2 separate regions of the Mus musculus genome follow, and region 2 is linked to region 1. Evidence: chromatin loops called from intact Hi-C (ENCODE). Cell type or tissue: left cerebral cortex. All regions are shown on one strand. Links, peaks and the distances in the headings refer to the core of each region. The heading gives the core; the rest is flanking DNA.

Region 1 (10,659 bases), core at 886-8,885:
CAGTGAGGATGGCAGTGTGGGAGAAGCTGCTGTCTCGGAGGCTGCTGAGGAGGCTGCTGAGACACAGGAACGTAAGTGCCTGGGGCCGGCCTGTCCTCTTCATTCTGTGTTGTGTGGGCTGAGTGAGAGCATGTGGTTCCAAGGCAGAGATTCAGCCTTGTTGGGTTGGGTTAGCTTTTGAGACTCTGATGGGAACACAGGACCCTCTCATCAGGAAAATGCTGTTGGCTTACTCTTTGGGGGACTTGTAACCTCCCGTAAGACCGCTTGGCGTATCAGGGGGACATTATGTGGTCACTGTGACAGCTCAGTTCACTGAAGAGGTTGTTCCGCTTCAGTAAGAGACCAGGTTTGATGGGAGGTAGACATAAAAATACAAACTTTCATGTTGTAGATTTGTTTATATGAAGCAGCTGGAGAGGAGATGAGGCTGCTCTCACTGGGTCCTTAAGGTGACTCTGAGAGGTACTGGGACTGAGAGCCCAGAGAGACTCTGTCTTAGGGCTCAGATGCACCGCTAAGTGATCTTCTGTGCCTGGGAATCACATCCAGGGTCTTGTGTATGTCAGACTGAGCTCGTCTTTTGAGTTACGGTCTTACTGTGTAGACCAGGCTGGCCTTCCGCTTACGATCCGACTTCTGCCCTGGAATACAGGTGTATACCTGTGAAGGAAGGCTTTCCGCCTGTCCCCAGATCTCAAATGACGACTCTGAGACTTAGTTATGAACAAGTGCCTAGACCATAAGCTTGGGCTTGTTCTCCGACAAGCTCATAACTATATGCCCCTCTAGTCTATAACATGCGAGCCACGTGGCTGGTTAGTTACTCCTCAGAGTCCGCTGGTGGAATCACCCTCACCTGAGTAGCTCCCAGAGTTCTTCTCTCTCTACAGAACTCTTACTTCCCGCCTTTTTTACTAGGCCATCATTTTTTTACTGACAAGTGATGCTTCCATACTGTACATAAGAGAATCTTTCTACACACCCCCATGCCTGGCTTTTTTTTTTTTTTTTTTAAATCAGCCTCATTAGAATATGTTTATATGCAAACAGAAGGCAGCCTGGGCTGACCAGGTGGTTCACTGGGTAAAACCTCCTGCTGTAAAAGGTGACAGCTTGAGTTAGAGTTCCGGAACCCACGTAAAGGTGGAAGGCAAGAACCAGATCCGGGTAGGAAAAACTAACTAATAACGAAGTGTACCTAATTTCTATATGCAGTTTGAGCTTTGACAAACATGTACCTTCCATGACCTACAGAGATGCCTATCCTTTTGCTGGCACTGAACTGACTCTGGTCGCTGTAGACTGGCTGTGCCCATTATAGAAATCTGGAAACATGGTTAAACACACAGCCTTTTTGAGACAGGCTCTTACTCTGTAAACCCAGCCTTGAGTTCACTGTGTGGCCCACAGTCATGACCATCCTCCTGCTCCATCCGCCTTCTACCTCCCACCTCTCAGTGCTGGGATTGCAGGTGTGTAGTGCAATGTCTGGCTTGTGTCTATTTTACCTTTGTGCTATTGTTCTTAATAGTTTGCTTTTAATTGCTGGATATATGTGGGTGACTTCTATATCTCACTATCTCAGTCCTGTTATTCTTACAGTCACTTCCTTTTTTGAGAGAGTATCACTATCCCTAACTGGTGGCCTGGCATTTGCTGTATAGGCCAGGCTGGCCTCAAACTCACTTCCCGAGTACTGGGATTTAAGGTGTGCACTACCATTCCTCATTCCTCCTAACATGGTCTCCATATTCCCTCCATTCCTCTGTGATGCTGGGCCTCATACATGCCAGCTACACACTTTCCCACTAAGTTACATCCCAGGCCTTTATTCATTTAGTCATTCTTTCTTTTCTTTCTTTTTCTTTTCTTTTTTTTTGGACAGGGTTTCTCTGTATACCCTTAGCTGTCCTGAAACTCACTCTGTAGACCAGGCTGCCCCCAAACTCAGAAATCCGCCTGCCTCTGCCTCCCAAGTGTTGGGATTAAAGGCATGTGCCACCACTGCCAGGCTTTCTTTTCTTTCCTTTCTTTCCTTTCTTCCTTTCTTCCTTTCTTCCTTTCTTCCTTTCTTCCTTCCTTTCTTTCTTTCTTTCTTTCTTTCTTTCTTTCTCTTTCTCTCTTTCTCTCTTTTCTCTCTTTTCTCTCTTTTCTCTCTTTCTCCCTTTTTTGATTCTAGCTAGGGCCTTGAGCATGATAGGCAAATAAATTTTTTTTAAAGATTTATTTTATATATATGAGTACACTGTAGCTGTCTTCAATTATACCAGAAGAGGGCATCAGTTGGTTATGAACCACCATGCTGGGAATTGAACTCGGCCTCTGGAAGAGCAGTCACAACCGCTGAGTCATCTCTTCAGCCCAGCAAATACTTTTTTTTGTTGTTTGCTGTTTTAAATCTTAACCTGCCCACCACCCCCCCACTCCCCACCTCACCCCCACCCCCCACCCCCCCAAAAAAAGAGCGGGGCATGGTGGCGCATGCCTTTAATCCCAGCACTCAGGAGTCAGAGGCAGGTGGATTTCTGAGTTAGAGGCCAGCCTGGTCTACAAAGTGAGTTCCAGGTCAGCCAGGGCTATACAGAGAAACCCTGTCTTGAAAAACCAAACCAAACCAAAATAAAACAAAACAAAAAAAATCTTAGACCAGCCATGTAGTGGTTTTCCTAGTTAGCTTTACTGGGCTAAAAATCCTTTGCCTTGCTGGGCACAGTGGCACACTTTTAATTTCAGCACATGGAAGGCAGAGGCAGAAGGATGTCTGTGAATTCAAGGCCAGCCTGGTCTCCATAGTAAGTTTTAGAACATTCAGAGTTACATAGTAAGACTCTGTCTTGAAAAACAAAAACAAATAAGCAAAAACTTACGTTGCTATAATTTTTAAATGTTTGGAGGTTCTTAGTGCTGGTTTTCTTTGCATTTAAATTTTTAGAGGAAAATGGTTTTGTTTATTGCATGTTTTAATTATAAACATTTGTCTTATTTACCTCAGAAATGTGAGAAGGGTCATTAGGATATAGCACAGTGGTTGAAATGTGTGCCTAGGATAAACACAGCCCCGAGTTTATCCCCAGCGCTACATAAAACCAGCTGTGGTGGTATGTGCCTCTAATTCTATCACTTGGTGAAGGTAGAAGCAGGAGGACCTAGTCTTGCAGTACTGGACATTGGACTTAGTGCCTCCTACCTATGCTTTGCTACTGAGTTCTGTCCTTAGACTGGACCTTTTTCTCTGTAACGTAACTCTGGATTCACATTAGTTTCTTGGATGTATAACACACACTATTGAATAATCCTTTGACAGACATTTCAGTTGTTCCATGTTATTTCTTATCATAATTCAGGCTGCTCTCAACATCTTTCATTTATATCTTGGTGTAGTATTTTAGAGTAAGTTCTAGAACTGGGTATTTTAGAATTCTCCACGGTAACTTCTAATTATGATAGAAATCTATTTTAAGGAATTGGCTCATGTGATTACCCAGTGGGCTGCAGTCTTCAAGTCTAAAGGTGATCAGGCAGGAGCCCCCAGAGGAGCCACTATTATAGCTAGAGCTCACAGGTAGTTGCTGGAAGTCTTCCCCTTAGGCTAGAACTGCCTCCTGTGTGTTTACAACAAGCCTCCTACAATGGGAGGAGCCACCCCATGAGGAAGGCCAGGAGATAGCTCAGTGGGTAGTGTCTGCCTAGCATGCACAGCCCTGAGTTCCCTCCGCAGCTCCTAGCATACAGGAGCTAGAGATGGGAGATCAGAAGTTCAAGGTCATCCTGAGCTAATAGTGAGTCAGCTAAGACACTAAGCCAGAGAAGACCCTGACTCAAAAGATCAAATAGTCACTTGACTTCCTGCCTGGAATCCACCATTTGGAGCTTTTTTTTTTTTTTTTTCTTTTTTTGGTTTTTCGAGACAGGGTTTCTCTGTATTGCCCTGGCTGTCCTGGGACTCAGAAATCCACCTGCCTCTGCCTCCCAAGTGCTGGGATTAAAGGCGTGTGCCACCACGCCCGGCTGGAGCATAAATTTAATCTACTAATATCCCGAGTAAAGTTGAATCATGCTCTAGGCCTGAAGCCCAGCTTAGTTACTGAGTTTACTTCATCACTCAGGTCTGCAATCAGACTCAATTCTGAACAGTCACATCACTGCATTACCTAAGCACTGTTAAGAATAATGGCGTATACCTTTAATCCCAGGACTCAGGAGGCAGAGGTAGGCTGATCTCCTTAAGTTTGAGGCCAGCTTGATCTACAAAGGGAATTCTAGGACAGCCAGGGCTACGCAGAGAAACTGCCTCAATGAATGAATGAATGAATGAATGAATGAATGAATGAAAGCAGTGAGCACCAGTGTTTGGTTTTGTCAACATTTAATTATGTGTAAATTACTTTATTTTTGTAACAGTTTCACTCTGTAGGCTTAGCTGTTTGGAAATTGCTATGTTAACCAGGATGGTCTGAAACTCCCCTCCTCTTTCCCCAGCTCTACCATACCCCATAAATTTCACAAAATGATTTTCATTGTTTCAGATATGTCTCTAGCTGACAACTCAAAAGAAAAAGATGGTGAAGAGCCACCTGGTGTATCACAGAAATCCTCAGAGGAGTTCACAGATGTGAAACACGAGTCACTGTTCAGCCTGGAAACTAATTTTCTAGAAGAGGATAGCGGGGGCAGTTGTTCCCAGAGGCCATCCCAAGGTGAGAGTGGCTCCTGCTGCCCCAACCCTCTAGTGCGATAGGGCTGTGCACTGATTGTGTTAGGCTCGACTGACAGCGCAGTAGAAACAGCTGGTGGTGGTCACATAGGGGGCTGGAGGAGGCGCTTCTCACGTGTTTGTGCTTTTCAATAGTTAGTGTGGAGAGGAGGCTGCAGGGTGAAGTGGGGAGGCAGTCCCAGGCCTCAAGTCTCTAGACTTGGAGTCTGAGCAAGGCTTTGCCCTCCTAACAGGGAGAAGAGAAGGGAGAGAGTGTTCTTCCCCCCTCTGCCAGCCTTCTTCATTGGAGCAGTACCTTTTCAAGTTTGTGAGGCCCAGGGGTGGCCAGTCTGAGTGTTCTTATTACTAAGAGGAGCCCCAAAGCCACCCCCCCCCCCACCCTCCATGGTCACCATGCCTGTGATCAAATGGCAGCCAGCTGGACATGAGTTTCTGTAATATCAGTTTGTGCCGGTGGGAAGGCCAAGCGGGTGTCAGTCTTTTCTGCCTCTCCCAGTTTTCTGCAGCTGCACTTTAGCGTGGGTGAAGCCGAGTCCTTATGTGGCCTAGTTAGATCTGCTGGCTTTTAGTGGGAGGAGAAGTAGAGGTAGAATTTGTGGAATCTTAGCAGAAACCACATCCTAACTGTGAACCGTGACAGTGTGGGAGCCTGGACAAAAGCAGGAAGCCAGCTGGCTTTTCTGAAGCCTCTGCACGTGGGCTGTGCAGATGGGTTGGCCTAGGTGTCCCCGATGGTGTTGCTTTTGTAGTCTTGGGCATTTTCTGCAGGTTCATGTCATTTGGATCCTTGAGCAAGTTACCTACTTCACTTTGCTGCTACTCAGTGAGAGAGCACAGAGGGGGGCCCGGGGATCACCCGAGTGCAGCAGACTACATGGGCATCACAGAGCTGAGGGTCATGTGCATGCAAGGGGTAGCATTTGTGTCATCTCTAGTTCAGGTGAATACTGAGAATTATTAGTGTGTCTTGCTGTGCAGAGTGCATGGAGCCTGCGCTCGGGAATCTTGCCATCTACCAGATAAGACAGGAACACGTGCTGGCTTGTTTGGATGTACGACACGTGGTAGGGGCTAAAAGAGCTGTGACTGTCCACAGAGAACCGGCTCTAGCCTTTCCCTGTGGAGCGCTTTCTGTGAAGGAATAGCACTGCACAGCTGAATGTGAAGAGAGGACTTTTGGTGCCAAGGAAAGTCTCATAAGCAGAATTTAGGGCCATGCTCAGAAGTCACTGAAGAGGTGGGTTTAGGTGCAGTGGTCAGAGCCTGAACTTTGGGCTGAGATGTCATGTGATGAGTGTGTGCTTCCAGTGCTCAGCTCCTCACATGAGGGTGAGATGCTGGAGGATGGGGACCAGTGCTGGACTGAAGGGTGGGGAGTCAACACTGGGAAGATCAGCAGGTCAGTCTCCACAGAGACCAGAGATGGACTTGTCACTTTCCAGGTGACTAGAGATGAGCCTGCCACTCTGAGGAGACTAGAAAGCCCCACCATTGCTCACTGTGCTGATCACTGTGTTCTGAATTAGATCCGTTTCAACAACATGTCAACAAAGAACTGAAAGAGAAGGAAATTCAAGCTGCTGCTTCCAGCCCTCCAGCTACCCAGCAACTGAAAGTACGTACTACTGCTCGGTTCCCGGGCATAGGAGAGAGCCCCACAGAAATGGCTGTCTTTGGCTTACTGTACTGGCACATTGTTAATTGTTCACAGTGAGTTTCACTTTGACAGACATTGAGCTTGTGTCAGTCCTTTTGCCCCAGACTCCCAGGTATTAGGATCTGGGTGTTCATTTGAAGTAATTGCAGATATATGTTTGGGTGTAAGAAGTCAGTCAGAGGGGCTGGTGAGATGGCTCGGTGGGTTAGAGCACCCGACTGCTCTTCCGAAGGTCCAGAGTTCAAATCAGAGATGTCCCTTGTACCTTATGCCAGTTTTGCCCTTGGTACCAAGTAGCAGATTACAGCACAGTATCGAGACTAGAGAATGGACAAAGATGCCATTTGTTGCTGCATGCTAGGCTAAGTACTCTGTCCCCATGGCATTGCATCTAGACTCATATATTCTGTACAGGGTTGTCTTCTTATACAGTCCCGTTCCTACCAGCACAGTCAGGTTGTGGGACTCTACAGCACTGTGTGGCCCCACTAGCAGGGCCTCACTAGGTAGTCCTGGCTGGCCTCAAAATCACAAGAGATCTGCCTGCCTCTTCCTCCCACACTGACATTAAAGGTGTGTGGCACCATCCCTGGCTCTGTCGTTCCTTTTCACCATCCCCACTTTCACACTCCTCATTCCTAGCCCCATAACTCCTGAGCTCCTTTCTGTTTCTGGGAGCTTGTCAGTTCACTGCTGAGTAAGTGGAGTCACCAGGGTGGGACCTCTGAGGTGAGCTGCTTCATTGAGCCTAGTTCTCTGGAGAGTCGCCAGGCTGCTCAGCTTCTGTGCCTCATTTCCTTTACTGCCAAAGTTACTCTAATTCTAGATTGGCAATTTTTTTACAATGAAAATTTTCTAAACATTCACTTCACAAAGTAGTATCCCTTGAGTCCTGCTGGGTACGTCTCTGAGAGAGAAAGCAGTGGGGAGAGAGGAAGGGAGAAGATGGATCAATTCCAAGACAGACATACCCTTGTGACGGATCACGTTGCTGACGTTATTTGAACAATTCTAAAGTAATTTTGACTCTCCTGAGACGTGTTCCTTGGAACAGTGAGGGAAACACTAGAGACAGCTCTCAGGTATGAAGTCAGGCTCCAAGCTGCCCACTGCTTGTGTAACTGTTGTCTGGACCCTCTTGCCTGTGTGAGAGAAGGGGATGATCTGTGAGTCATCAGTTACTCTGAATGTCGTGTGTTGTTACTCATGTCTTACTTAGCTCTCTTGATCTGTTTGCCCATAGTGGCCAGTCCTGGGACATCTTGTCTTTTCATCAAAGTTCCAGAAGACGGAAACATTTAAACCTCCAAAGGATATTGACCTAAAGTTACTTCATCTTCAGAAGCCTCTAGAATCCACCTGGGCAAAAACCAATAGCCAATTTCTATCTGGACCTCAAAAATCAAATAGCTCCTTTACCCCGCTCCAGAAAGAGCTGTTCTTAATTATGAATTCTTACCGGGACCTGTTCTACCCTGAGAGGACTGCCCTGAAGAATGGAGAAGAAGTCCGCCATGTATACTGCCTGCATGCCATAAACCATGTCCTCAAAGCCAATGCTCAGGTGCTGGCTAACAACAGTAGGCGCCGGAGCCAGAAACTTGGGGTGGGTGAAGATGATGACTTCAGGGACCAAGGGCTCACCAGGCCTAAGGTGAGTGGCAGCAGGAGAGCTTTGCTGTCGAGAAGGCCATGAGGCACTGCTGAGTCGTGAGTGTGTTGACAGCCGACTAGTTAGTGAATCCTCGGTGAGCAGTTGAGTGAGCCAGGCAGTGCAGGGCAGTGAAAGGGGCTTCAGATGCTCTCAGGGCTGAACCCCAAGCACACATAAGCACCTCAATGCTGATGATCTCTTCCTGGTGACTTGGCTCACTAGAACCCAGTGAAGTTTTCTATCCGGTCCCTATATCTATATGCAGTAACTTCTATGAACTCAGATTCCTAGAAGGCCCTGCTAAAGTGAACAGAGAAAAGAGTAGCAGAGGGGGGCTAGAATCAGGCTTTCCACCAAGTCACATATACAGAAACCTTCAAACCAGAGATCTCTGTTTTGTTGTAAGCTTCCTGCTGCTTAAAGTAAAGGTTGTATTTACTTGTGCGTTCTAGTGTGACCTCTGGCACATTTGAAGTTCTAGTAGGAAAGGAGATGGATTTAATTCTGTGCACATTTTTCATGATGCTGAGGACCAGGCCTTGTTCTCACACTTGCCTCACCTGTCTCTGCAGAAGGTCATGTTTTCAGACTTCTGTTGAATTCAACAGGATTCAGGGGTGGCTGTGAATATTAATGTGGCTCTTACACTTTGATAGCTGGGGTGACAAAGTGTGGACACTTACTTAGTGTCACCACCAGGACAGCCATCCAGCCTCTTAAATTGGGGTCTGGCATCCAGGGCAGTTACTTACTTCTTTGACCAGCTGATTGCATTTCTAGTCGGCTACCTCAAATGCGTGTGTATAACATTTGAGACTGTCTATCTCTGTGTGTACTCTAGATGAGAGTCAGGTTTATGATTGGAATCTAATGGTTGGGCTAGGGTCACGCCAGTGAGTCTGTTATTTGCACAAGAATAATGGGTAGTTAGAAATTAGCTCTTTATTAGCCATCTTCTGATTTTCTGTTCAGCAGAAACTTTATACATGTATTTTTCGATTTATAATTCTATTGTATGAGTGTTTTGCCAGCATGTATGTATATGCACCACAGGCATGCCTTGTACCTATGGGAGTCAGATCCCACGGGACTGGAGGTAGGATGACTGTGAATGATGGGAGCCAAATTCTGGTCCTTTCCAGAAGCAATAAGTGCTCTAAAACCCTGACTCATCTTTTATGAACCATCTTTAAGCATTTTAATGAGGCTTGAGAAATTGAGTCCTGATTTTCCAGTTCAGAAATTTGTCATCACTGGATTAAAAAACTATTCTAGAGAATATACTTAAAATAATAATAATAATAATAATAATAATGGTTAATCCTTTTCTGTATTTTTTTCTTACTGCCTTTTTTTTTATTGGTGTGACAAAACATCATGACTAAGGCAACATATAAAAGAAAGCATTTAATTGGACTTACTATCTCAGAGGAGCAGAGTCTGAGGGTAAAAGAGAGATGGTGGCAGGCAGGAACACTGAAAGCTCACGTCTTGAACCACAAGTAAGCCTGAAAGGCACAAGCAGCATGTCGGAAGTCTTCTGAGCCCACCCTCCGTCAGACACAAGTCTGTACCTCCTAACCCTTCCCAAACAGCTCCCAGCTGGGGACCACGCGTTCAAATGTATACGCCTATAGGAGCGAGTCTCCTTCAAACCACTACACTGTGTATTTGTCAAAGACCTTAATATATTTCTGTCCTTGAGCTTCCACGGCTACTATGGGCATTCCTTATACTGAAAGATATTTCCAGATTTTGCTTGAGAAATGTCTCCCATAGAGCCCTGGGGCTAAAAGTTTATAGGATGGGTTGGTGTGAATTCAGGAACTTGGCTGTTGATACTGAGCCAGGTATTTTGTCCAGATACTTACCTCTGTCCTGCCATTGCCTCCCACAGGTACTTATAGTGGTGCCCTTCCGGGAAGCTGCCCTTCGGGTGGTCCAGCTCTTCATCAGCCTCCTTGAAGGGGACAGCAAGAAGAAAATCATTGTAAGCAATAAAAAGCGGTTTCAGGGGGAGTATGGATCTGATCCTGAGGAGAGACCTCCCAACCTGAAGAGGCCTGAGGATTATGAAGCTGTGTTCGTGGGCAATATTGATGACCACTTCAGGATTGGTAATGGCTCCTGTCAGGGTGGAGATCCTTGAGAAAGCTGGAGGGGCCCCTGGTTCAGTCTCATCAGAGTTGTGTGACTTTGAAGCCTCCTGCCTTGATTAATGGGTGGAGACTCACGCCCATGTAGAAGGGACTTGTGGAAATGGTTTGGTACACATTAGGCAATCTCTGGGTTTCTCAGAGAGTTGGAGGAGGCTGTGGGTAAGGCTGGGTCTCCATCCTTCTGTAGAGTGCCCACCCAATCTTGGCACGCACCCAGCTTTCATGTCTCTGCTTGCCTCTTTCAGCCACCTTTCCCTATATGTTTAAGTTCTTGGGAAAGTGTTCATTGCTTATATTGGGCCTATTTACAAACATATACTGAGCATGGGTAAGAACCTGGGGATTAGGAGCTGCAAGTTTGTATGTTGAAGAGAGTCCAGCCCAGGATACAGCACTGGTGACAAGCACTGATGGCTGGCAAGGGAGTTGACAAATGCTGTTTTTCAGGAGTGGCAATACTTCAGAGGAGCAT
Region 2 (10,659 bases), core at 1,105-9,104, 89 kb after region 1:
TCACATGAGTTTGTATGTTATCACATGTCTTTACTTCTATATGTGTAATTTACAGATTTCTGATTTCTACTGAATGATTTATATAAACAAAGGTTCCAGCTTAAAACTAGGTTGTTTCTTAAGTTGGTTGGGAACCTTTGTAATTCAAAATATATTTTCCTATCAAGATTCTGTTGCCGTGGACAGTGGTGATTTAGCTTAGCACGCGGAGCCACCACTAACGTGGGTTGATCTTTTTTTCACTTCCACTTGACATGGTATACCCACATGTTTAATGTTTATTTTTTCTGCCAATGTTTCAATCACACCACTGTGTGATGACACTTTATGGTGTTACTGGAAGTGTAAACTATTATTTTTAAATGTTTTCATAGAGAGGATAACTTGAAAATTGAAATACCAAAACATATTTCTATTTCAGAGCTATAAGAAAATAAATTATTTTTCTTTTTGATCTTAGTTTCTAACTATTTCCACAACACATGATGAGAAATTCAGATAACTACTTGAGTGATATGTTTGAAACTAATTTTTACAACTAACTCATTATAAAAAGGATTAAAATAAAAAGCTAATCATCAGTCCCAATGCATTAAATATACAGTGTCAATGCTTTGGAGGTACACAGTCAAGATAAAAAACAACTATTATTTTTAGGCATGATCTATAATAAAATGTAAAGCTTATAAATAAAATAAGTTGATACTTCTTGAAATTAGAACTGTTGAACCAGTCACATACTTTAAAAAAGTAAACAAAGAAGCTAAGATAAGCAACTAATTTAAGAGTGGCTATGTCTTAGTCTTCTGTGTGATAGCCAGACTGGTTAATTTATAAGGAAAATGGTTTAATTCAGCTCATGGGTTCTGAGGATTGTCATGTCTGGTGAGGACCTTGTGTTATTACATGGTGAGAGAGTGTGTGAGAGTAATCAGCTTGTGCCTTGGGAAAGAAGGTGGAAAAGGAATCAACTCAGTTTATAATCACACAGCCTTGGGCTAACCTGTGGTAACTACTTCTGGTTAGTAGGAGCTATACTGCTCTCTTTATGAAGGCTATACCTTCTAGTTCAACACCTTTTAAAGGTCCCAACCATACAATACCATTATGCTAGCAATTGAATTTTCAACTGATTTTGGTGGGGACAACACATATCCAAACAATTGCAGGCTTTAAGCAAACTCAGAAGTTGTATGAAATGTTGGGCAGAAGTTGAGATAATAATATATATGGTATTATCTAAGACCCATCTCAGATTATTACAAAAGGTAATGTTGGTAGAGTGGATTATGAGTTTTAACTTAAGGGGAAATGTTATTAGTACTTTGGCCAAAGTCCTAAGTTTGAAGCTCAAGTTTAATACGCACACACACACAAGCACGCGCACACACACTTTCTGAGAAAACTATTGTGAACTAACCTGGTTTATGCAGATACCTGTGTAACTGCTGATTTCTGAGATGTTTGGCTTTCAATATGAAATTCTTGTAAGTTTCAACAGTTGAAGCCAGCTAGAAACCACAAACCAAGATCTGTGGTTTCAAATTTCATGTCCTGAAGTTCAAGTCTGTTTTAAGTACAGTGTCCTGGAGAAAACCTTATTATTGTATCTGGATCCCAAGCATATTGATGGTATTCCCCCGAGAGAGAAAGAGAGAGAGAGAGAGAGAGAGAGAGAGAGAGAGAGAGAGAATGAGAGAGAGAATGAGAGAGAGAATGAGAGAGCGCTTTAGACTAACCTATAGGTATTTTATAAGAACAGTCATTTAGTTTGATCCTTCAATAACAATTCCTGTTTGTAGATATATGTTTTTGGTGTGTGTTTCTATGCATGTGTGTGCGTTCATGTATGGATAGGTGCATGCATGCATCTGTATCTGTAAGATAGACATGCTGAATGTTTTCCTCAGTGTCTCTCTCTCTCTCTCTCTCTCTCTCTCTCTCTCTCTCTCTCTCTCGGTTTTTTCGAGACAAGGTTTCTCTGTATAGCCCTGGCTGTCCTGGAACTCACTCTGTAGATCAGGCTGGCCTCAAACTCAGAAATTTGCCTGCCCCTGCCTCCCAAGTGCTGAGATTAAAGGTGTGTGCCACCACTGCCCGGCTAGCTCTCTTCTTTGCCTATTTATTTTATTTTATGCATGACCGGTGTCTATGGAGGCTGGAAGAGGATGTCAGATCCCCTAGAATTGGAGTTACAACAGTTGTAAGCTCCCATGTGGATGCTGGGAGCTGAGCCCAGGTCCTCTGCAAAAACAGCAAGTGATCTTCACGGTTGAGACATTTCTCCAGTCTCACCCATCCCCCTTTTTTATTTTTTATTTTTTGAGACAGGCTTTTTCATTGATCTTGGAGTTCATCAGTTAGTCTACACTGGCTTAACAATGAACTTCAAGGATCTGCCTATCTCAGTTCTACAGAGTTAGGATAACAAGCATGCTACTTAAAAAAAAAAAAAGGTGTGGATTGAGCTCAAGCTCTCATGCTTGTGCAACAAGCACTTTATCAACTGATCCATCTCCTCTACCCCTGCAGCCAGTTCTCTATATGATGCCTAGATCAACAGATATTCACTGGACTAGTCAAAACATTAAAGAACAGGGTCAGGGAAAAGTCTCAGAAGGTAAAGATGTTTGCTACCAAGCCTGGCTGACAACCTGATTTTGATCCCTGGAGGTCATATGGTGATGAGAACAAACTTCTGCAAACTGTCTTTTAACCTTCACACGAAGGTCCTGCCCCAATAAATAAGCAAATGTAGAAAAAAAATGTTAAAGAATCGATGCCTATTGAGCATCAATCGACTGAGGGAGAAGTTATATAAAAGCAATGAAAGGCAGTTTCTGCTCTAGATTACAGTCCAACCTCACATAATAAGTGGAAAATATTTTCTTCTTTGTTTCTGTCCTTAATATAGCCACCTGTTCTAGGAGTGACCATCTTCTCCACAAGGAAGAATCACTAATCCCCTATCCTTCTAGGCTCCTCCATCCGGCCTTTAAAGTACCCAAACGAAGCGGGATAAACAGTGGAGAGGGGCTGATTAGGTAGCTAGTTTGCTCGGGGTTGGCTTTTGGGTGTTCACATGCTCAAGGGCTTGCAAACTTAAAAATGGGTACATGACATGCATTTCAGGCCCTTTGTCAAGACGTCTGTGCAACACCTACAATTGTGTGGCTTCAAATGTGTGCTTGCAATGCATAGACAAATGGGGAACTCGTTCCTCCAAGGAGGCATCAGGCTCCTGTGGAGTTGGGTCACATTAGAAATGAGGCTGAAGAGAGAGAGGGAAGGAGGGAGAGACAGAGACTATCCTCACGATCCCTCTTTCTGGTTTGCTGTGCCACGAAGCTGTCTCTACTGGCTGGCTGAAATCTGAGGTGAGTGTTCAGGCAAACCAAACCAAACTGAATAGATCTTCGCTGAGAGGGAATCTGGCACCTCCTGGGTGCGGAGACCTGTCCGTGGTCCTGACCGCTTGTCCAGCCGCTCTGGAAGCCTGGTGAAGGCTGGCTGCTGAGGCTGCTCTCTGCTCTGTCTGCACCTGTTGGGAACGCCCGCCTGAGACCCTGCACTGGCTGGGGGAGAGGGGGTTGGGGGAGGTGAGGGCGTGGCCAGCAAGAGGCGGGCGTGGCGGGTCAGGGTGGTAGGCGGGGTTGTGGATATTTCGGGGGCGGGGCCTGGGAAGGTAGATGGGAATGGGTTAAGTCGAGGTTGTGGGCCAAACTATAGTTGTTGCGAGGGGCGGGGCCTAGAGGGGCCGGGGGCGGGGCGGTGTCACGTGCCGACGGTGCGCGACCGTGGAAGGTTCCGCTTCCTGCGCCGCCTGCTCCGGAGCTTCGACCCCACCCCGCCGCCCCGCCCCAGCTCCTGGAGGCCCAGCTGCCTGGCCCCGGGGCGTTCCCGCCCCTCTGGCCCGAGGCCTAAGAAGAGCAAGCTCCAGCACTTACCCCCGCTCTCCCTGCGTGGTTGGTGCGGTCCATGGCGAGCGCATCATGGCGATCGAAGGTAAGTGGAAGGCAAGCGATGCGCGGAGAAGACGCCCCGCGAGCGAGCGCAGGGCCCAGGAGGCCGAGGTGCGGGTTGCGGGTCCGGACTGTAAGGGAAGCTAATGCGGGACACCGGCCTAGGCGCGGCGTGCGGCCCTCGCGAGCACTGGCCTACACACTTTGGGCGCTGAGGTACCGAGTGAGATGCTCAGGCACTAAGGCTCTGAAGTACTGAGTGAGATGCTCAGGTACTAAGGCTCTGAAGTACTGAGTGAGATGCTCAGGTACTAAGGCGCTGAGGTACTTAGACGCCAACTCGCTCAGTCTCTGAGGTGATAATGAGGCGCTGAGGTTCTGAGGCACAGAGGAGACTTAGGTACTTAGACACTGAGGTGCTGAGTCTCTGAGGTAAATGAGGCGCTGAGGTTCTGAGGCACTGAGGAGACTCAGTTACTAAGGCGCTGAGGTACTGAGTGAGATGCTCAGGTACTAGGGCGCTGAGATACCGAGATGCTGAGGTGAATGAGGCTCTGAGGTATTGAGAAGCGCCGTGCTGTTCGGCAGCGGGAGGCTGCCCTTGTGGGATCCGCTCATCCTGCTGCTCCTGTCGGGCTTTCTGGGCCGATGATAACCACGCTGTCCCCTTCGGTTGACGGGTATAGGGGGGCCAGGACATCTTCGTGAGGTCAACCCTCTTATCTGACCCTCACAATTGCTTTTTTCCGGGGAGAGGCAAATGCCTATTTATGACAAACGCACCCAGAAGATTGGCAACAGAAATGTTTCACAAGTAGCTTGATTCGAATTGGGTAAGGTAAGTGGTACCGATGTGTATTTTCCTCTTATTCTGAGAGCATGGAGTTGGAGTGGAGTGGAATTTGCCTTGCTTTTAAGGAGCATATTGTGCAGTTAGTATCACACAGGTGTGATGCTTACAGCATCTTGTTTTCCATTTTAGATGAGCTCAGTACAAAAAAAAGGATTTCCAAAACTTCCCTGCGTGACCTGTACAGAGTACCTGTAGCTGAATCATTACTTGCCTACATTTAATGTGTTCCCCCTCGCACAGTAATTCCCTTAGGTGACTGGTCTCTGTTAGTATACACGCCTGGGGGCTTCTTTAGGATCCAGCCACCAAACTCCAGAATTAACTCAGCTGTGTGTTTCATGTTTACTTCAATTTAGAGATTAAGTACGGGACACATTGACATGATTTGCTAAGATGATGGAGAATAAAATCTACCTGTAATCGTTGATGTTCAGAACAGCATGTTCAACCCTTATTCTTCTCAGTACTGTTTATTAGAGCTGGAATTAGGGAGTGAAATTCACTGGTTGACGTAGAATGCTTTATTTTGTCAACAACTTTGTGGAAGGATTTCTTGTAAAGTCATACAAATATAATTTTAAGCAGATGATGAAGGATTAACCCAGTTAGGATTCAAATATGATCTCATAATTTGTAATTTCTTATTGTCCAAGTTTTCTTTAGGCATACATACCTTCTCCTGGCAGCCAAATGTTAGAGCATTTTGCTCAGTGTTTTGTATCTTTAAATAATTGGGTTTTCTAAAGATTCTCTGTATGCTTTTTGTTTTCTTTTGTTTTGTTTTAGTTTTGATAGCATGGTACATGCCAGGAAGTACCACTGAACTATACCCCCAGCTTATTATTATACCTATAGATTTTTTAAAAAGGTTTTCAAGATACAAATATCAACACTTAGGCTTTCTCTGGTTTGCCAAGGAAAATGTAGTTAATATATTTCAAATAAAGGTTAAGTCAGTCTAACTATGCTTCTTAGCACTTACTAAAATAGATTCTGTTTATATATACCATCCCTACTTTCCTCACCTTTGAGTAGAATCTTAATTACTCAGTGTGGTAATACCATAAGCCAATGTTTCTTTGAAGACCTGCTTGGTGGTCATAACGCTAATTGATAAAGAATGACATAGTTACTTAGTAGAAATAATTTATATACAGTTCATTCACCTTTTAACTCAATGAACATTTGTTGTATATCAGGAATAGACAATATTCTGAAATAGACTTTGTGGGATCCTCTCTGTTAGAATTTATGTTTTGGTGGAACAGATAATTGTGAGCATGGTTGCAGTATAGTGTATACACCAAGAAATAGGCCATGCATGCTTCCTTTGTGTAAAAACATTCAGTGGTGCTGACTTCAAACTTAATTTTGAGATAATAAATGTTATACCCTTAAGGTCTTTATATTTGGGATGAAGTTCTGTATTGTCAAATCTGCTATTCAGCAACTTTACTCTAACTCCATCCTATTTTTCTTTTCTAAAACAATAATTTAAATACAGTCTGTGTGTGTGTGTGTGTGTGTAAGATCTCTTCCATTTGAAGACAACAACCATATGCTCCTTTGCTTTAAAAATTGAAATATAGTGATGGACAATTTTATTCCACTTGTATATTGAAGCTGTTATAACCTTGCGTAATTTTATAAATGTAGCTTACTATTAGAATGACCTTTTTTCTGTAACTTCTTGTGGGTTCAAATGAGATTGTATTCAACCAAAAACTATACACTGTTTTACTTGGATTACTCGCTCTCTAGCTATGTCTGCAGTCCTTTGCAAAACTAATTGTGTTGTGAATTGAGAATAGGTCTTTGTAGTAGTTTGGCATATTTTTAGTTGCTCTGTTCAATGGTTTAGGCTTGAGTTTAGTACCAACAATTTACTTTCTGTCCGACCTTCCTTCCTTTCTTCCTTTCTTTCTTCCTTCCTTCCTTCCTTCCTTCCTTCCTTCCTTCCTTTCTTTCTTTCTTTCCTTCCTTCCTTCCTTCCTTCCTTCCTTCCTTCCTTCCTTTCTTCCTCCTTCCCTTCTTCCCTACCTCCCTTCTCTCCTCCCTCTTTCTTTCTCTCTCTCTTCCTCCCTCCTTCCTTTTCCCCCCCTCTCTCTCTCCTCTCTTTCCTTCCCTTTCTCTCTCTCTCTCTCTCTCTCTCTCTCTCTCTCTCTCTCTTTCTCTCGCTTTCTTCCTTCCTTTCTCTCTCTCTCTCTCTCTCTCTCTCTCTCTCTCTCTCTCTCTCTTTCTTTCTTTCTTTCTTTCTTTCTTTCTTTCTGTTTTTCAAGACATTTCTTTGTGTAATAACCCTGGCTGTCCTGGAACTTAGTTTATAGACCAGGGTGTTTTCAGACTCACAGAAATCCACTTTTTGTTTCCTGAGTTCTGGGGTCAAAAATGTGGGCCGCCACCACCTAGCCTCACTTACATTTCTAAATAGTAGGTAGATATCCTCACTTGGATGTACTATAGCAATCCAAATGTACACCTTATAACATTCAGAATGATCTTAAGTTGTCTCCTTGTCCACAACTTTTTCCTTCATACTTCTCATACTACCCTATTTTGTGCAAATTCACTGGTTGAGTGGCATATAATATTAGCTGGATATTCAAGTTAGAAATCTGGATATTAACTCCATTTTATAGTTCACTAAGTTCTTTTATCTACATTTCAAATATTTTGTTTAGTGTTTACACTTCTGCTCATACACTTAAGAAATGATTTTTTTTTTTTAGTTTCGTAACTAGCTTTATCTCCTCAGTTTACATTTTTGAGATTATGCACCCACACACATAGAGTGATATTTAAATTAAACCTAATAAATTGGAATCTTTGGTTTATTATTTTTAGAAGGAAGAAAAAATAATAATATAGCAAGTTTTTATTTATTAACAAACTTCTAAGGCAGACGAACAAACAAACTTCTAAGACTCATATATATATTCAGAACAATTTTTTATTTTCTAGACTTTTGGATCTAGACTTCATATTCAAAATAGTATTTTGAATTCATCATGAGATAAATATTAATGAAATAATAAATTATTTTTGGTTGTCTCACACAGGAATGCATATTTACAGTTTTAAAAAATTGATCTGGTGTAGTCAAAACAGAAGGATTTTAATTTTCAGTTAGCTAGAAGATTCAATTAAGTGGTGCTTTTTGTGAGCACATACTTATTGGGATTTATTGTGTTATGTTAGTAACTTTCTGATAGTCAAAAACCAAAACTTCAATTTGAAGAGTAGTTCAGTGGCTGGAAAAGTGAATTAACTTGTCAGTAAATTTAACTTTATAAGGTAAAATTTATATTTAGAAAAATTATTAATTAAATGCACAGGAATTTATGTGGGTCAAATGAGATACTGTGTTGAGCAAGTTTTTGTTTCTACACTTTTTTATTTAGCATATGGGTGTGTGGCAGAGAGGAAAGGAGGGAGCCGGAGAGAGAGAAAGAACATACCCTGGGGCTAGAGGACACGAGGTATGGGCTCTTTCCTTCTACTGTAGGATCCAGTGACTGGACTCAGCTTGCCAGGCTTGTATTGCAAGTGCTTGTGTCCATTGAGCCATCTTGTTTGCCTGACAAGCTAGTGCTGTACAAATAGACATGGCATTCTTTGTGTTGTTGTGGCAATGGTGAGTATGGGTCCCACGTTTAGGCAGGGGGCTAAATGCAGAGAGGACTTGACTGTTCAGATTGTTTTAATTTTACTATAATTATGCAATTATATAGTAGCAATGCCAATTTAGGAGGGTAACTTAGATGTCTGGAGACCTAACGGGTTTAAAAATAAAAAGGAAAGGACAGTGTGTATCCTCGAGGAAGCTAACATTTATTCTGGAAAATTTACACAAGCAGGTTTTTGAAAGTCAATGAATATAGGAGCCAAAGAAGAGAAAGAAACCATTCAGGAGACTTCTCTGTTTCCTAGGCCTAAACTCTGACTTTCTCTTTGAACTTTATGCTTTTTGGTATTCACTGTGGACAGCTCATCATAATATTGAATTTCAGTCATAGACACCTACTTCTCCCTCTTACAACTATCACCGACACACCTGCTGTGCTATGGCATCCTCCTTCCTACTAGTTGTGGACTTGGTTTTGGAATTTTTCAGAATTGACATTGCTCTATCTCCAGCAGGTATTCCCATTTAGCAGAGTGACCATGTAACATGACAACTATTTTCTGCTCTGGAGTTATTAATATTACTACCTTATAATAACTAGTTTTTCTTACCTTACCTTCCACATTAACAAACTCAGATTTATAAAGACCATATTAGATGGTGCTAACTTTAGAGTTAAAGCCTGGCTCTACCCAGAAAGTGTGTTCATTTATAACACAGCTTTTAAAATTAGGGACCCAAACTAATATGAGTGAATGGCTTAAACTGGGGATTAATCTAAAAATACACCTAGAAGTTAGAGTCTAAATAGGTTAAGGTGATTTGGGGCAGTTGGCAGCATAAACAGGAAATGTTTAAAGTTTTTCCTTATGTACAGTAAGTAGCAGAATCTGCAGAAGAACTTAAAGATTGTGACCACTTTCATAGATAAACATGGGAAAAGAATCTCTAGATGAGATAAATTATAAGACTTTTAGTTTTTCAGTGTCTGACCATGAAGGAATCAATGAAGCTTATATGTGGAGGTGATAAAGTGAATTTTAAGAAGAACTCTTATGAGAACTAAATCGTGGGTTTAATTCTATCTTTGACACCTGTATGTACTTTGATGGTGCATTTTCCCTTCCATAAACATGTAGGAAAGTAATATGTTATGATTTTCCTCCCGGTCTCAAAAATATCCTAGTTATGTAGTAGGCACATTCACAGTCGTGTGTCCATTCATATGCAAACACATGAAGGTACACAATCATAGCACTCGTGTGCCCCACACTCCTGTTTTTCATATCTTTCTTAATTTTGCCACTGTAGAGGACAGTGCCACATTTGTCTCGTTCTTACATGGAGTTGCCTGAGGTGACTGATACTAATAACTGAAGTGTTATCCTATATGTATCGATTTCATGTTGCTAAGATGATTATTTCAAGACCAGTGCTCATATTACCTCCAAATACAGTTTTTATGAAGTTGACTTTATTTAAACTACCTTAAAGCACTCAAAAGCAATTTCATAATTTTCTTATTTTTTTGTATAAGTGAAAAAATTCATTTTAACTTTGTTTTTGTTTTTTGTTTGTTTGTTTGTTTGTTTGAGAGAGAAGGTTTCTTTGTGTAACCCTGGCCATCTTGGAACTAGCTCTGTAGACCAAGCTGGACTCAAACTCACAGAGATCTACCTGCCTCTGCCTCCCAAACTCGGGGATTAAAGGCATATGCCACCCCTGCCCGACTCATTTTAACTTCTTAGTTAATTTCATTATTAAGTGCAGTGTTTGAATTTTTTTAACACTAACTAGCAATCTTGAGAAACTTTAACCACTAGAGTTTTACTTTATTTGTACTATAAAGTAATGAGCTAGCTATGTTTGTTTTCAAACTAGCTCTGTAGTCTCTTACGTTAGTTGTGTGATTTTAAAAATAAGTACTTTGACAGATTGGAAGTTACCAGCTAACTAAGTTTAAGATGTAGTAATTATTTAACTAGCTTTTGAAACCGAAGTTCTTTTATTTAATATAGGTAAAGTGAATTCTTACCAAAGGGCAGGTGAGAGATAGCTCACTGGATAAGGGTTTTTTGCTGCCATGCCTAATGACCTGAGTTCAATTTCCAGAACCCACATGATGGAATGAGAACACACACTCCCACACGTTATCCTCTGACTTTCATATGTGCACTGTGGCAAAATGCATGTTCAGGGGCACAATACACAAACCCAAT

Evidence for each region. A loop is a pair of places that touch in the nucleus more often than their neighbours do. Peaks named below come from ENCODE experiments on the same cell type or tissue, not always from the same donor. Only the 100,000 strongest peaks of a DNase experiment are listed, where the experiment ranks them.
Region 2: it touches region 1 in a loop (3-fold over the local background); 3 of 42 quality-filtered maps call a loop at or near these places.

Annotation. Positions count from the first base shown.
Region 1 is chr1:193,117,679-193,128,337 of GRCm38, reverse strand. It overlaps Utp25 (UTP25 small subunit processome component), which reads left to right. Exons shown (of 12, transcript NM_145415.2): 3 at 1-71; 4 at 4,530-4,700; 5 at 6,244-6,332; 6 at 7,618-8,028; 7 at 9,926-10,145; 8 at 10,635-10,659. Among named protein-coding and RNA genes, the nearest start is that of Utp25, 7.2 kb to the left of the region's middle. In left cerebral cortex, for the core only: a CTCF peak has its summit at 2,273 (motif pointing right); DNase peaks (open chromatin) are centred at 2,305, 5,316 and 5,711; H3K27ac peaks cover 836 bases.
Region 2 is chr1:193,028,969-193,039,627 of GRCm38, reverse strand. Syt14 (synaptotagmin XIV) reads left to right here and starts at 3,853. Exons shown (of 8, transcript NM_181546.3): 1 at 3,853-4,005. The coding sequence starts at 3,993. In left cerebral cortex, for the core only: no CTCF peak of the experiment used is centred there; DNase peaks (open chromatin) are centred at 3,756, 3,981 and 4,742; H3K4me3 peaks cover 2,654 bases; H3K27ac peaks cover 1,926 bases.